Linked DNA regions of Homo sapiens: region 2 is linked to region 1. Evidence: chromatin loops called from intact Hi-C (ENCODE). Cell type or tissue: natural killer cell. All regions are shown on one strand. Links, peaks and the distances in the headings refer to the core of each region. The heading gives the core; the rest is flanking DNA.

The links. Hi-C counts contacts between places; a loop is a spot of excess contacts. Peaks named below come from ENCODE experiments on the same cell type or tissue, not always from the same donor. Only the 100,000 strongest peaks of a DNase experiment are listed, where the experiment ranks them.
Region 2: it touches region 1 in a loop (14-fold over the local background); 6 of 110 quality-filtered maps call a loop at or near these places.

The regions. Positions count from the first base shown.
Region 1 is chr17:78,213,008-78,215,507 of GRCh38, reverse strand. It overlaps BIRC5 (baculoviral IAP repeat containing 5), which reads right to left and starts at 1,255. Exons shown (of 4, transcript NM_001168.3): 1 at 1,081-1,255; 2 at 719-828. The coding sequence starts at 1,191. RefSeq lists an enhancer at 609-1,510. In natural killer cell, for the core only: no CTCF peak of the experiment used is centred there; a DNase peak (open chromatin) is centred at 1,297; H3K4me3 peaks cover 392 bases.
Region 2 is chr17:78,138,887-78,142,365 of GRCh38, reverse strand. TMC8 (transmembrane channel like 8) reads right to left here. Exons shown (of 16, transcript NM_152468.5): 15 at 3,126-3,204; 16 at 1-1,532. The coding sequence ends at 1,254. Among named protein-coding and RNA genes, the nearest start is that of C17orf99, 5.8 kb to the left of the region's middle. RefSeq lists silencers at 1-38, 1,560-1,749 and enhancers at 31-110, 1-952, 2,589-3,228, 3,343-3,479. In natural killer cell, for the core only: no CTCF peak of the experiment used is centred there; DNase peaks (open chromatin) are centred at 1,855 and 2,955; H3K27ac peaks cover 608 bases.

The DNA of each region.
Region 1 (2,500 bases), core at 1-2,500:
TGTCATTAACTAGGCATCTTGAAGAAAAAAATCCAGAACAACACTGAAGTATATGCTTTCTTTCTTTTTTTTTTTTCAATTTTTTATTTTTATGACGGAGTCTCGCTCTGTCGCCGAGGCTGGAGTGCATTGGCACAATCTCGGCTCACTGCAACCTCCGCCTCCCAGGTTCAAGCGATTCTCCTGCCTTAGCCTCCCGAGTAGCTGGGATTACGGGCGTGCGCTACCATGCCCGGCTAATTTTTGTATTTTTAGTAGAGACGGGGTTTCGCCAAGTTGGCCAGGCAGGTCTTGAACTCCTGACCTCAGGTGATCCGCCCGCCTCAGCCTCCGAAAGTGTGAAGTGCACACTTTCAAAGGGTAATTTTTGTGCTGTGTAGGTTATATTTCAATTAAACTGTTTTTTAAAAAATCTCAAAAAAAGCACTTGGACGTTCCTGGGAGTTCACAACAACAGGGTCTGCTGATGTATTCTGTTGAACATGAAAGGCATCAGGCATCTTACGTCCACCCCAAGGCATTTTGGTCAAATGAGATTTAATTAGGTTGTAAGCATCACCAAGGCACCAGCATATAGAGAGGTATCCGTTCACAACAGCTGTTTAAGAAGCAATGAGGGTGGAAAGCAACCCTCCCATACTAAGTGTCTTTGCAACTCAAATCTTTTGACAACTCAGTTCAAAACAAAGCCCATCGAGGCTGGCCAGAGAAGACTTACATGGGGTCGTCATCTGGCTCCCAGCCTTCCAGCTCCTTGAAGCAGAAGAAACACTGGGCCAAGTCTGGCTCGTTCTCAGTGGGGCAGTGGATGAAGCCAGCCTCGGCCATCTGCAAGGGACAGCACAGCTCGTGAGTGGACGTGGCAGCCCGGAACCCCGAGGCCCAGCCACAAAGGCCTCGATGGGGACAAAGCAGGGAGGGGAGGCCGGCCTGGACCCAAGGGGCCCAGCCACAGTGGCCTCGCTGGGGACAGGACGGGGAGGGGAGGGCGGCTTGTACCCCCGAGGCCCAGTCACAGTGGCCTCGCTAGGGACAGGGCAAGGCGGGCGTGGGGGACCCCAGGAGGCCGGGCAGTCTCACCCGCTCCGGGGTGCAGGCGCAGCCCTCCAAGAAGGGCCAGTTCTTGAATGTAGAGATGCGGTGGTCCTTGAGAAAGGGCTGCCAGGCAGGGGGCAACGTCGGGGCACCCATGCCGCCGCCGCCACCTCTGCCAACGGGTCCCGCGATTCAAATCTGGCGGTTAATGGCGCGCCGCGGGGCATGTCGGGAGCGCACGCCCTCTTAGGCGGTCCACCCCCCGCGGCCTTCTGGGAGTAGAGGCGGGGCGGCGCGGGGTGTGCCGGGAGTTGTAGTCCTCCCGCCGCGTGGCTCTGCCCGTGGTCGCGGTGCACCCAGCGACGCCGCGCCAGCTCGTCCCTGCCCACACCTAGCGCCCCCTCGACTGCTTTCAAAGAACGCGTGCAGGCCGGGTGCAGTGGCTCACGCCTGTAATCCCAACACTTTGAGAGGCCTAGGCAGGAGCATCACTTGAGTCCTGGAGTTCAAGACCAGCCTGGCCATCACGGTGAAACCTTGTCTCTACTAAAAATACAAAAATTAGCTGGGCGTGGTGGTGCATGCCTGTAATCCCAACTACTCGGGAGGCTGAGGCAGGAGAATCGCTTGAACCCGGGAGGCAGAGGGTGCAGTGAGCTGAGATTGTGCCATTGCACTCCAGCCTAGGCAACAAGAGCAAAACTCAGTCTAAAAAAAAAAAAAAAGTCAGACAGGAGAGCTTTACAGGGTGCCACCTCTGCAAAAAGCATCTACTCCAGACGGGCATGAAGGACAAATGAACAGGGGAGGGATGGAGTGCAGCAGACATCGCTGTCCCGGCGAGTACATCGTTGACTGCACGACCTGGGTTTCCAGGAGGGCCACCTTCTGGAGTCAGGGGCCAGGGACTGGGCCACTACCGTGATAAGAAGACAAGGGAGCTGGGGAAAGCCCAGTGGAGGGTGGGGGCCTGTGCTCAGGGCAAACTCCTCCTTTCCCTTCGCAAAGCAGGGCGTCCCACCAACAGTAAGTCCTGCAGCCTATTAAAAAAAAAATCAGTGTGTCCTCTGCTTTGGAACAGGGTGTTCTGGAGTCACTTCTGGAGCTGGGCATCACATCCACTCACTTCTCTGGTTCTATGGCCAGAGATAAGAGGCCTGGCCTTATTAGCCCTCCAGCCCCACGCAGGCCTGGTGCCTCCACTGTCTTTTTCATTTTGGGGTTTATTTATTTATTTATTTATTTTTGCAACCTCTCCCCACCCCTCCCACCCCGCCCCCATTCTTTAATACAGTAACTTTTTATTTTGATGTTTATTTATTTATTTGAAACTGAGTCTCGCTCTATCGCCCAGGCTGGAGTGCAGTGGCATGATCTCAGCTCACTGCAACCTCCTCCCCGCCACGGGTTCAAGCGATTCTCCTGCCTCAGCCTCCCGAGTAGCTGAGATTAAAGGCATGCACCA
Region 2 (3,479 bases), core at 704-3,203, 74 kb after region 1:
GCTAGAGGCTTTTCAAGTGCATCCTGGGACTTCTGACCTTCCCTCCTGACAGTTCTCATCCCCAGCTGCCGGTGAGTCACCTGGGAGCTTCGAAAAGTCCCGATGCCCTGGCTGCTGGCCACACCCAGCCCAACCACATCAGAGTCGCTGGGCTGTGGCCAGCTTGTAGCAGCTACTCAGGTGTTCTCCAAGGATGAGAACCACAGATTTAGTCACTGCAGCATGGCAGGGGTGGGGGTGGGAGAACAGGAGGCTTGGAAAAGGAAACTCGAACAGGCTCAAGAATATCAGACACAGCCTTGGGAGGGGGGCCGGGCCCTGCCCTTGTGGCCAGCTGCCTCACCTGCCTGGGCCCCCGCCCGCTGCTCACGATGCAGGCCCGTACATACCACTAAGGCCCAGGCGGTGCGGGTACCTTCACCCCACGGATCCGCAAGCTTGGCTCAACCAGGGAGCCATGAAGCAGGCTGGGAGAACACGGCTCTGCAGGAAGCCAGGGCTCTGCTGAGTTTCACAAGGCAGCTCTGTGGACGTGAGGCTGCTAGGTTAGAAGACTGGACGGAGAGGATTCCCGCCAGGGAGAGGCTGACCCAGCACGCTCTCACCAGGCTTCAGTCAGCCCCTCAGTCAGGGCCAGGAGCCGCCACTAAGCCCCACACTGGGGCAGTGTGGCTCTGGAGCCCGAGTGCCTGGGTTCAAATCCCAGCTCTGGCCCTGGCTGACGCTGTGGCCTCGACTGTCTCAGGTGAAGGAAGAGTAACAGGAAGGGATGATGCAGGCAGTTTGCAGCTGGAACACAGAGCAGGGCCCCAGGCAGGCTTGCTCTAACTGTGGCCAGCTCTTTCCTTCCTTAGGAAGTGGTTCCCGGACTCTTCTGAAGGCACTTCCATCAGTAAACAACTTCTGAGCATTCCCAATAGATGTATGTGTATAAATTGCACTCATGGCTCTAAAACAAATCAGCAGAACACATTCTAGAAAAAATCGCATTCAAGAGATACTATACTAATAGATTATGTATATTATAAAAAACACAATAAAAAATAGACATTTTAAAGGGATGAGATTAAAATATAGAAAGAAAATTCCCATATGTTTTTCCTGCTGCCGCTGGGGTTGTGTGTCCATCTTTGGGGACCTCTGAGGGAGGCCCTGGAGCCACTGAGAGGGGCGGTGGTCGCCAGGGGTCTGGAAGATGGAGTAAGGAGGCCTGAAGGGGCCCCAGGGAGGCTTCGGGGAGGCAGGGGTAGGGGTTACAGCTCCGCGCCGCTGGGGAAGCGGAATCTGCGGGCGGAGGCCGGGGCACCGTGCTGTCCAGGGCAAGGGGAACGCAGTCCCGCGGCATCCACGACGGAGGGGCCCGGCCGCGGGGCCTGGTGGCCCGGGGAGCCAGGGCATGGGCATCCGGGGCAGAAGGACTGCGGGCGCGAAGCTTGGGAGGCAGGGTACTTGGGGCCCGGAGAGTCGCTCGGGCCTGGCTCCGGCAGCAGTCGCGACAGGTCCTCCACCAGGTGCCACTTCTCCTGAACCTGCTGTGAGGAGAACAAGTGGCGAGTTGCGACAGGCGCTGCTTCCCACGAGCGGGTGTGAGGACAGCAGCGGCAGCAACTCTGCGGCCCATGGGCCAGCCCGCACCCAAAGTAGCCAGAGGCCACGCCCCGCCCGAGGCCACGCCCCGCTCGAGGCCACACCCTCCCAGGGCCACGCCCCACCAGGGTCCCGCCCCGATGCAGCCCTAGACCACGCCCTCAGGAGTCCCGTCCACAACGCAGCCAGATGCCACTCCTTCCACGTCCCCGCCCGAGACCACGACCTCCAAGGGCCCCGCCCCCAACGCACCCTGAGACCACGCCCCACTAGGGTCCCACCCCATGCAGATCTAGACCACGCCCGCTAAGAGTCCGTCCCCAAGCAGCCCAAGGCCACGCCCCCGGTAGAGGCCCCACCCTGAGGCCACGCCTTAGCCAGGTCACTGTTCCTCCCTCAGCTCCATTAAGCCCCTGGCCCCAAGCCTAAAGTCGTAATTTTTTTTTTTTTTTGTGGAAACTGGGTGTCTCCCTGTTGCCCAGGCAGGATTGCAGTAGCAAGACCACAGCCCACTGCAGCCTGGACCTCTCAGGCTCAAGCGATCTTCCCACCTCAGCCTCCGGAATAGCTGTGACCACAGGCACGCGCCACCACGCCCAGCTCATTTATTTGATTTTTAGTAGAGACGAGGTCTTGCTATGTTGCTCAGCCTGGTCTCAAACTCCTGAACTCAAGCACTCTTCACGCCTCGGCGTGAGCCACTGCACTCAGCCATGTTATCCTTTTTTCCTTTTTTGAGACGGAGTTTTGCTCTTGTTGCCCAGGCTGGAGTGCAATGGGGCGGTCTCAGCTCACTGCAACCTCCGCCCCTCCGCCTCCTGAGTTTAAACGATTCTCCTGCCTCAGCCTCCCTAGTAGCTGGGATTACAGGCGCCCACCATCACGCCCAGCTAATTTTTTGTATTTTTAGTACAGACGGGGTTTCACTATGTTGGCCAGGCTGGTCTTGAACCCCTGACCTCAGGCAATCCACTCACCTCGGCCTCCCAAAGTGCTGGATTACAGGCACGAACCACCGTGCCCGGTTTTTTTTTTTTTTTTTTTTTTTTTAAGTAGAGACGGGGTTTCGCTATTTTGGCCAGGCTGGTCTTGAACTCCTGACCTCAGGTGATCCACCCACCTCGGCCTCTGAAAGTGCTGGGATTACAGGCGTGAGTCACCACGCCCGGCCACATTCTCCTTTTAAAAAATTAATTACTTATTTTTGGTGGAGACCAGGGTCTTGCTTTGTTGCCCAGGCTGGTTTTAACTCATGGCTTCAAGTGATCCGATCCTCCTGCCTGGGCCTCCAAAGCGTTGGGATTACAGGCAAAGGCCCAGCCCCTAAGGTCATGTACTTACCAGGTCTGGCTCCTGGTCTCAGGAGCCCGAGCTGTTCTCTTCCTCCCCTTCCCCGTCTTCACTCTCAGCCTGAGGCCACGCCCTCCAGTGGGAAGAACCCACCTGACCCGCTCAGACGTGTTCTAGGCCCTCGGCCACACATAGGGAAGGGTTTCCACTGAAGCTGCTGTCCCCTCACCAGCCCCGAGGACACTCACCCACACCAGCTGCTTCCGGAGCCTGTGGATGGCCCTGGCATTGGCCTGGGTCTGGGAGACGCACACCGTCAGGACAAGGCTTGGGTGGGAAGGGGATTCGTGGTCAGTTGCCCCTGGGGCCACAGGCGCCTCTCCCTGACTTCCTCTCTCCCCACCTCAATCTCTACAATACGCGGTACTGGGGTCTTCTCACTGCACACTGCTGTATCTGAGGATGGGACCCTCCTCTCCTTCCTCGCAGAGCCCCTCATCCCCTCCCCTCTGGCACAGCAATACCAATAGCTCAGCAGCTGCAGCCACCCAGACACGGTGCTTCCCCAGTGATCCTGCAATCCCCATGGCAGCCCAGAGGGT